Regions from separate parts of the Homo sapiens genome. Here region 2 is linked to region 1. Evidence: read pairs that join two places in POLR2A ChIA-PET (ENCODE). Cell type or tissue: HepG2. All regions are shown on one strand.

Evidence for each region. Peaks named below come from ENCODE experiments on the same cell type or tissue, not always from the same donor. Only the 100,000 strongest peaks of a DNase experiment are listed, where the experiment ranks them.
Region 2: POLR2A ChIA-PET joins it to region 1 with 11 read pairs; 4 of 35 experiments call an interaction of 5 or more read pairs at or near these places.

What each region holds. Positions count from the first base shown.
Region 1 is chr4:1,171,047-1,176,046 of GRCh38, reverse strand. SPON2 (spondin 2) reads left to right here and starts at 3,464. Exons shown (of 6, transcript NM_012445.4): 1 at 3,464-3,503; 2 at 3,973-4,195; 3 at 4,561-4,784; 4 at 4,857-5,000. The coding sequence starts at 3,976. All of the region lies in intron 1 of LOC124900647 (nascent polypeptide-associated complex subunit alpha, muscle-specific form-like), which reads right to left. RefSeq lists enhancers at 2,851-3,568, 3,569-4,284. In HepG2, no CTCF peak of the experiment used is centred here; DNase peaks (open chromatin) are centred at 2,356 and 3,396; H3K4me3 peaks cover 2,278 bases.
Region 2 is chr4:1,306,635-1,311,634 of GRCh38, reverse strand. The region is part of intron 1 of MAEA (macrophage erythroblast attacher, E3 ubiquitin ligase); the gene reads right to left. Among named protein-coding and RNA genes, the nearest start is that of MAEA, 19 kb to the right of the region's middle. RefSeq lists enhancers at 925-1,822, 2,720-3,617. In HepG2, no CTCF peak of the experiment used is centred here; a DNase peak (open chromatin) is centred at 2,124; H3K4me3 peaks cover 976 bases.

The sequences.
Region 1 (5,000 bases):
TGGCCCCAGTTCTCCCATGTCCCCCTCTCTGAGCACAGCAAAGAATGCTCCCATGTCCCCTGGTGCCCTAGGGCCTTCGCAGGCGTGCTTTTGGAGGGGCCTCCCACTACCAAAGGAAGTTCCTCCTGGCTGCTGTCTACTCCAGCCCTCCAAACAAGCCCCCTCCCTTCCCAGACAAATCAGCTGTGGCCCTGCCTGGAGCACCTCCAAGGCCTCGGTCTACCACCACCCCACATCCTAGCTAGAGACCCCCAGGCCTAGGCCCACCACTGCCCTACATCCTAGCTGAAGCCCCCGAGGCCTGGGCCCACCACTACCCTACATCCTAGCTGGAGATCCCCAGGCCTGGGCCTACCACCACCCACATCCTAGCTGAAGCCCCCGAGGCCTGGGCCTACTACCACCCACATCCTAGCTGGAGAACCCCCACCCAGGCCAGGGCCCACCACCACCCTATATCTTAGCTGGAGACTCCCCCCACACAGCCTGGGCCCACCACCACCCACATCCTAGCTGGAGACCCCCCAGCCTGGGCCCACCACCGCCCTACATCCTAGCTGGAGACCCCCCAGCCTGGGCCCACCGCCAAGTGGGGGCCCCAGGTCGCAGAGCTCACTGAGACGGCATGAGGGCCGGGCTGGGAGAACAGCTCCTGCTGCCCCTGGGCTGTTCCGCAGCCTCCTTGGCCTCCTGTGAGACTGGGTGAGCCTGGAAGCCGCTGCCACGGCCAGAGCTGGACTGAGATGGGGACTGTGCCTCAGCGAGTCTCTGGAGCGGCACCCTGGCTTCCTACACAGGAACATGCCCCAGACCCGGCGCCTCCTTCCTCTCCTCAGACCCAGAGCCAGTAGCTTTGCCATGGAGCCTGTGCTCCTTTCAGCCGAGGAAGCTGTCCAGAAAGCGAGGATTGTCCAGGGATGCAGAGTAGCTGCAGTACAGCCGCCCCATGCCGCTCTGGGAAAAAGGCCTGTGGATTCGAGTCCAGCCTCTGAGCAGCGGCTGCCAGTCCTGCTCTGGGGACTCGTGGAGGGCCTGAGATCCTTCCAGGCAGATGATGAGATCGAAGCCCATTGCATGAGGGCACCTTTTGCTCCCATGCTCTGATGGGCACACGGCGGCTTTCGAGGGCTGCAGGCCAGAGCAGGCACCTGACAAGGCTGGTAACATACGCAGCCAAGGCTGGATTTTCTTCATAGACTTCAACCAACAGCACATCTCAGCAGATGAAGTGCTGGAGCCGATATGGGAATCCAGCTTCCACTAAGCCGGACAATACAAAGATTCGCACCAACGTAGAACCACGCCACTTTTCTCAGGCGGGTTTTTCATTTTTAAAAGTATGATTGCTTTTCATAAAACATTATGCTATTTATGTTAATGTGTAATAGCAATATTTTCTTATTTTTAAGTGAATTGGCAAGTATTCTGAACATTTCTGTTATGATTTAGAAAATGATAAGTATCCATAGGTATAACCCATACAAACAAAAAAGTTCTTCAGTGTCCTCAATTAGTTTTTTTTGTTTTTGTTTTTTGTTTTTTTGTTTTTTTTTTTTTTTTGAGATGGAGTCTCGCTCTGTTGCCCAGGCTGGACTGCAGTGGCGCGATCTTGGCTCACTACAACCCCTGCCCCCTGGGTTCAAGAAATTCTCCTGCCTCAGCCTTCTGAGTGGCTGGGATTACTGGCGTGCACCACCACATCCAGCTAGTTTTTGTATTTTTAGTACAGATGGGGCTTCACCATGTTGGCCAGGCTGGTCTCGAGTTCCTGACCTCAAGTGATCCGCCCGCCCTGGCCTCCCAAAGTGCTGGGATTACAGGCATGAGTCTCACTCTGTCGCCCAGGCTGGAGGGCAGTGGCACACACAGTTCACTGCAGGCTTGACCTCCCCTGGCTCAGGTGATCCTCCCACCTCAGTCTCCTGAGTAGCCGGGACCACAGACACAGTCTCCTGACTAGTTGAGACCACAGGCGCACTCCACCACACCCAGCTAATTTTTGTATGTTTTGTAGAGATGAGGTCTCCCTGTGTTGCCAAGGCTGGTATCAAACTCTGGGCTCAAGTGATCCTCCCGCCTCGGCCTCCCAAAGTGCTGGGATTACAGGCATGAGCCACTGCGCCTGGCCCTCAGTGACCTTTAAGAGTATGAAGGAGTCCTCAGATAAAAACATTTGAGAAGCACGGAGGTGGAAATTTGTCTTTGGCCTGGGGGCCTGGAGTCTAAATACTGCATTGAGTGGCTGATCTGTGGTTTTCGCTTAAAATACAGGTTAGATCATTTGTTTCTGTTTGCATTCTGTCCTAGTTGCTTCTATTTATTTTTTCTCTCTTTTTGAATCTGTGAAACATTAACAGGGTTCCAAACATCAGAGTGTTTTGTCTAAGCTTAAAAGCCCTCTGGGTGATTCCGATGAGCAGAGGCCGGGAAGGATTGAGCAAGACCATTCCCGAGCTCCTTCCTCCGCTCTGTTTCCAGATCCCATGACTGGGGACCTATAAATATTTTCCTGACATGGAGCAGGATCAACTTCAGCATCTGTTAGCTTCATCCCAAAGGCAGGGAAGCCTAGAGCCCCTGGGAGGGCTCTGCACCGCACACACCGCCGGCCTGCAGCCCCAGCCCTGTGCGGGGTCCTGGGGAGGGGGGCCCCCTTTCTGTGGCTCTTCCTGACTCCCTGCGCGTTCCACCCCAGACCCTCAGCCCACTCTGACCTCCCTCCAGGAGGGATGGCTTGCAAATGCCCTCTGGCCACAGTGCAGACCGCTAGGCTGTTCTGTGCAGCTTTAGGCCATGCCAGGAAAGAGACTTAAAGCCAGGGCCCCAAAGGCCAGGGATGCCTGCGCCGGGAGCCAGGAGCTTCCCCAGCCACTTCCAGCATGTAGACTGAAGTCAGGCCACGCACAGGGCTCTCCAGGTCACACCCTGCGCAAGAAGGTGTAGCACGCTGGCTCTAATTTCGAGAAGGTGAAAACAAGAGCCCCTCTGCCCCCACGCCCTGAGCTTTCCCGAAAGGCTTGGGGCAAAGAACTCCCCTCAGTGGCACCTAGGGAGGCACCAGGAAGGCGCTTGTTGGAACGGGAGAGAAACGGGGAGAGGGAGGAGGACAGGGGGGAGGGGAGGAGGGGAGGGGAGGAGGGGAGGGGAGGAGGGGAGGGGAGGGGAAGGGAGGGGACAGGGAGGGGAGGGGAGGGATAGGACAGACAGACAAAGAAAGGGGTGCGGCAGCACTGCCAGGGGAAGAGGGTGATCCGACCCGGGGAAGGTCGCTGGGCAGGGCGAGTTGGGAAAGCGGCAGCCCCCGCCGCCCCCGCAGCCCCTTCTCCTCCTTTCTCCCACGTCCTATCTGCCTCTCGCTGGAGGCCAGGCCGTGCAGCATCGAAGACAGGAGGAACTGGAGCCTCATTGGCCGGCCCGGGGCGCCGGCCTCGGGCTTAAATAGGAGCTCCGGGCTCTGGCTGGGACCCGACCGCTGCCGGCCGCGCTCCCGCTGCTCCTGCCGGGTGAGTACTGCGTGCCCCCGGGACACCCAGAGAGGGCCCGGGCCTCCTGCACTTTCCCCGCGGCCCAGAACCTTGTGGCACCTCCAGAGGGACCCCCAGGACTGGCTGCGACCGAGCTTTAAGGGTCTAGTCCCGGGGGCAGCCAGTCGGCCAAGGCCCCGGGTCCCTGCGACGGCGAAGGCATCCCGGAGGCCGCACCCAGACCGGCCCGGCAAGCTGCAGGGACTCGGACTGAAAACCTGCCCGTTACCCCTGGTCGCTCGCAGGCGCACGGGCGATCTAACCCCGCGCCGTCCATTCCGCTGATGGGGGTCTCGGAAGCACCGCAGGAGAGCTTTGCGGAGCAGGGAGGGGGTCGCGGGTGCTCGGGGCCGTCCTCAGAGCCCAAAGTGCCGCAGCCCTCTCGGCTTTCCACCCCGAGGCTGCCACGACGGTGCCAGCGCGCGGCTGCTCCCCTCTGTGCTCCCAGGTGATGGAAAACCCCAGCCCGGCCGCCGCCCTGGGCAAGGCCCTCTGCGCTCTCCTCCTGGCCACTCTCGGCGCCGCCGGCCAGCCTCTTGGGGGAGAGTCCATCTGTTCCGCCAGAGCCCTGGCCAAATACAGCATCACCTTCACGGGCAAGTGGAGCCAGACGGCCTTCCCCAAGCAGTACCCCCTGTTCCGCCCCCCTGCGCAGTGGTCTTCGCTGCTGGGTAAGTACAGCCCCCTCCTCGCCTCCTGCTCCACCAGGAGGGCTGCGGCGCCGGAGCCCCCCGCACAGCTGCACGGCGGCGCTTCCCAGTCTGGGGCGTGCTGACGTCGGGAGACTCTAACACCAGAATGTTTGCCGAGCGCCTGCGGTGTGCGGTTCCGGGGATGCGGTGGGGGCAGGGGGCGCTCACGGGGAGGGCGCAGGTGGGTCGCGGCAGGGGCAGCCACAGGGTGTCACGGTCCGACGTGACTGGGGGCCATGGTTCCCTGCGGGCGGCGGGGAGGGATTTCCTGGGGCGCCCCCTGGAATCCAAGCCCGACCGCAGTGTCTGACCATGGTCCGCGGCGCGGCCGGGTGGTCCTGCAGGGGCCGCGCATAGCTCCGACTACAGCATGTGGAGGAAGAACCAGTACGTCAGTAACGGGCTGCGCGACTTTGCGGAGCGCGGCGAGGCCTGGGCGCTGATGAAGGAGATCGAGGCGGCGGGGGAGGCGCTGCAGAGCGTGCACGCGGTGTTTTCGGCGCCCGCCGTCCCCAGCGGCACCGGGCAGACGTCGGCGGAGCTGGAGGTGCAGCGCAGGCACTCGCTGGTGAGCGCGGGGCCGGCCGGGGGCGGGGTCCGGGGGGCCGGGGCCAGGCGCGCTGAGCCGCTGTCGCCGCAGGTCTCGTTTGTGGTGCGCATCGTGCCCAGCCCCGACTGGTTCGTGGGCGTGGACAGCCTGGACCTGTGCGACGGGGACCGTTGGCGGGAACAGGCGGCGCTGGACCTGTACCCCTACGACGCCGGGACGGACAGCGGCTTCACC
Region 2 (5,000 bases), 140 kb before region 1:
AAAACACAGGCCTGGCCGGTGATCAGCCAGGCTGCTGCGGCTGCAGGCGCCACCACACGAGGCCAGGCCGGGCAGGGACAAGGGTGCATGGGGCGTGGGCTCCACACGGGCTGGGGTTGGGCACAGCAAGCCTCACACACGCACGGGAAGCCACAAGTGCACGACCCACACCTCTCCTGTGTGACAGCGTTTGCCTTCCCCAGTCGTAAGAACCATCCATTCCCTGTGGAAATAAGCCAATCAAGGAGAATCTTAAAGTCGTTGTTAGTTTTCTGTCCCTCTGAGAGAAGCGCTGCTGAGTTCTTCTCCGCCCGTTTCCTGTGCTCTACGGTTTGAAAGCGGCACGACAGAATCACGCCCCAGCGCTCCCCGGCCTCCGTGGCCGGGCTCCCGCAGGAAACACCACCTGCGGTCCTGGCTGCACTGGTGGCCGGCAGCTCACCACACAGCGCATCAGCAACACGGCCGTGCTGCCGCCCAAGAGCAGTGGGCCCAACTCTGCCGTCGCAGCTGTGCCAGAACAAGCGCTCCACCTCGCCTCCTCTCCAGCCGTGCCCAACCATGGGAGGACAGACTCTCGGGTACCGCCTGCTCCCCCGGCCCTGGGCACGCCTCGACCTCGTGTCAGCCACTGTGCTTAGCCGTGAGGCCACGTGAGGAAGGCAGGGCTGCAGTGAGGGAGACCTGGACGCAGCTCAGCGCTTGGGCTTCCCAGAAGTAGGGACAGCCAGGGCAACAGAGACAGGACTGGCCTCAGCCGAGGAAGGAGCCACACAGCAGGGCTCTTCCCTAGACTCACTTTCCCCCCGAAAGCAGGGGCAGGAGGCGGGTGGCAAGGCCGGCCCTGAGCCCGTTCCCCCGGCTGCCACTCCCCACTCGGCCTGGCCCCAGCTGCCCTCCACTCAGACATCCCCCAGCGCCGACGTGGACCCACCGCGGGTGACAGGGTGCACACGCTCTCGTCCACACCAGACAGCCACACAGGAGGCTTTGCAAATGGCAGCCAGCATCACCGTCTGCTACCGAGCAGGACTCACCCTTGCTGGTGAGCAAATGAGTCAGGATGTTGAGAAGGAGGGCAGGGAAGCTATCAAGACACAACACGCTTAACCAACTCACAAAGCAGTGACAACAGGAGACGGACTCGAAGCCAGGCACCGTGTGTGGCATCTGGAACCAAGCTTGCTGGTGCCACGCAGCCTGGGGTCCCATCATCCACACTGCCTGCCTTCAAGATTTCTCCCAAGGATTCGGCACTGCTTAGGAAAGACGGGAAAGATTCTTTTCGTCTGCTCTACATCTAGTGGATGGGAAGTCACAGCAGACAGCACTTCAGCTCTCCATAAATACCTGACCAGTGCAAGCGAGCTCAACGAGACCCACTGGGGAAGGCCCCCCCGAGGCCCTGACACCACAGCCCGACACCGGCCTGCAGGACTCTCCCACTGGAGACCCTATCTGAGTGTGTCCTGCCACGAGGTGGAATTTCTAAAGGACGCAAGGCATATACTCAGTCTTTGCTCTGCCTGTGCAGGCGCCTCACAAGAGCAGGACAGAAAGTCTTCGCCATTAGACCATTAGACAAAGCGGCACAACCACCCTCGCTCGCGCGGAGGAACCCACACAGCATCCGCACACCAGCACATTCCAGACCGCCACCAGAAAAGGAAAGGCCTCTCTGGACGTCCCTTAGCTGCATTCAAGTTCTACGCGGGAACGGGGCCTTTCTGGACTTTCCAACCCCTGCCGGGCCGTCCGCCTCACCGCGGTGCTGACGCTGCTCAGGCACAGGGCAGAGCTCCGGGCAGCTGGTGTGCTGCAGACAGGAACCCTTTGCTCCCAGTGCAAGGGAAAAGGCCCTGCCCAGAACGCGCCACGGTTACGCAGAACGCAGGCATGAAGGAGGCCGGGGAGGGGCTCACCGGGGCCACGGTGTCTTCACAACTGGAAGACCCCACCTCCCTGCCAGTGGCTCTCAGGGTCCACATCCAGCCGCTTACTCCTCAGGCCTCCCACGCCTCTGCGCACGCTCCTCCCACCTCCCTGCCTCTGCTCCTCCTCCAGCGCTGGCCCGGGGCTATCCAATCTGAGTTCAGGGGATGAGCGCAGCACCCCCTCTCCCTCCAGCAGGGCAGCTGCTGACCCAGACAGCAGCTCCTCCCCACATCCACGCCCCCCAGAGGAGCCAGGCCAGCCCCGGAAAGCACCGCCTCCTCTTCCGGGGGACTCAGCACGTGACTCCGGGCCCTAAAAGCTCCCCTCCACTGGCCTGGGCTGGCTGGTTAGCAAGAGCCCCTTCACAGGCTCCTTAAAGGGCATTTGGTGACCGAGTGAGTGGAATTTCAGAAATGCTAAAGACTCTAACTCGAGCCAAATTATCACTCAAGAATGAGGACAAACTGAAGTTACTTTCAGATACGCAAGGGCTGAAAGCTGAGCACACACAAACCTTCCTGGCAGAAAAACTACTCAGAAATATTGCTTAGTGATCAAACACAATAAATCCGTGGACAAAGACAATGTAAGACACAAGAAACAGCAATGCAGAGAGGGGCCAGCAGATTCTAAGACACAAGAAACAGCACTGCAGAGATGAGCCCGCAGAAGATACAGCTCGCCCAAATGAGGACAGGCAACCTCACAGACCGTATCATAGGAAGAACAGTGAAAAGGGGCAAAGCATTAAAAATAGATTCCTAATAGCACAGGCAACAGAAAGAGACAAATGGGACTACATCAAACTTAAAAACTGCAGAGCAGGAAAAACCAACAGAGTAAAAAATGGGAAAAAATAGCTGCAACCCAGGGATCTGCATATGGAGCTACTATCCAGAATGCACTTTTAAAAACGCCTACAACTCCACAACCAAAGGAAATATCCAATTTTAAAATGGGTGAAGGACTTAGACACTTGTACAGAGAAGATAAACCAATGGCCAAGCGGCACATGACAAGATGCTCCACACGACCAACCACTGCTCAGGAGACACAAGTGCAGACGTGAGGCATCACCTCGTGCCCGTTAGGACGGCGATCACTCAACACCGAAAGCTATGCCACGGCAGGAAGCGGAGCAGCGGGACACGCGTGCAGTGCCAGGGAACGTGCCCGGCGCAGCGTGTAGAGCAGCGAGGCAATTCCTCAGAACGTTAGGCACAAGGCTCCTGAGTCCCCAGTAGGCCACGAGAACTGAAGGCAGGGTCCCAGGAGGTATCTGCACACCTGTGTTCATGGCAGCCACGAGGCAGAAGCCACCCACATGTCCATCACCAGGGGAATGAAGAAAGAAAACGTGGCAGTCACACACCACATAACGACATTTTGGTCAACAACAGACCGTGCAGGTGATAGTGGTCCCATTAAGATTAGGATACTGCATTCTCACTGCACCTTTTCTATGTTTCGATGTGTTCCATGCAAAACACCACCGTGGAACAGCTGCCTGCAGTATTCAGTGCAGTGACATGCTGTACAGGTTTGCAGCCCAGGAGCCACAGGCTGTACCACGGTGCGGGCGTGCAGCAGCCACACCATCTGGCTCCTGTTAGTTCATTCCACGATGTTCACACCGCAAAGTCGCCTAACGATGCATTTCTGAGAGTTTTTCCATGTAAGTGACACATGACCGTATCTGCACAGGTAATGGTTCATTTCAGGCATCAACTTGATGGGATTTGGGATACCTAGAGAACCTGTGAAGCATTACTTCTGGGTGTGCCTGTGCGGGTGTTTCCAGAGGAGACTGGTGGGTGAGTGGGAAGATGTCCTCCAGGTAGGTGGTGCCATCCAGTCCGCTGGGGCCCAGACAGAACAAGAAAGTCAGAGGATAAGCAATTTCCTGTCCCTCCTGGAGCTGGGATCCTGCCCTTTGGCATCAGAACTCCAGGGTCTCTGGCCTTTGGATGTTGGGACTTACACCAGCATCCCCCCAGGGTTCTCAGGCCTTTGGCTTTGGACTGAGCCACGCACCAGCTTCCCAGGGTCTCTGGGGTGCAGGTCTGCTGCGGGACTCAGCCTCTGTAATCACACAAGCCAGTTCCCCAATAAATCCCCTCATCTACCTCTATATATTATGAGTTCCGTCCCCCTGGGGACAAGTAACACAATACACAGTGGAACAGTATTCAGCCTTTTAAAAGAAGGCAATCCTCTCACTCACTGTAACATGGGTGAACCTTGAAGACATTATGCTAAGTGAAATAAGTCAACCATGAAAAGACAAATCTGCTAACTCTGCTTGTATGAGGTATCTCACACAGTCCAACTCTTAGACACATAAAGCAGAATGGTGGATCCCAGGGGCTGGGGTGGGGAGGAGGCAGTTTTGTTCAATGGCTATGGAGTTTCCGGTTTGCAAGATGAGAGGGTCATGGTGATATAGATGGTATGACTGTACTGTGTGCTTACGGAACGGTGTCTACGCTATAAATGGATAAAGTGGTTGCTGTATAAAATGGTTGATGGCAAATTGTATACATATATAACAGTATCTTTTTAAATTAAAAAATGTTAACAAAAATTCTAATGAATTTTGATAAATGGCACCTGACTGCCAGACTTCTCATAAAGCTAGAGTGCTGAAGCCAGTACAGCACTGGTCTAGGAATGGATGCAGGGGTCAATACAGGGTGGGGAACCCAGAAAAAGACCCACAGGCAGGGTCCATTTACATACAGCCAAGGGGCCAAGGCAACTGAGGCGAAGGACAGTCTCTGCAACAGCCAGGACAGGGAAGGGATGGCCCTCAACCCAAACCTCACATCCCATGAAAAGTGCCTCCGAATGGATCACGGACCTAAACACAAAAGCTCAAACTGTGAAACTCCTTAGAAGGAAACAAGGGAGAAAATCTTTGCATCCTTGAGACAGGCAACAATTTCTTAGAAGGATACAAAATGTACCAACTGTAAAAGAAAAATCCATCCTCTGAACCTTATCAAAATTAAAACTTCTGCTCTTCAGAAAACAATGTAAGAAAGTTAAGAACACGAGCCATGGAC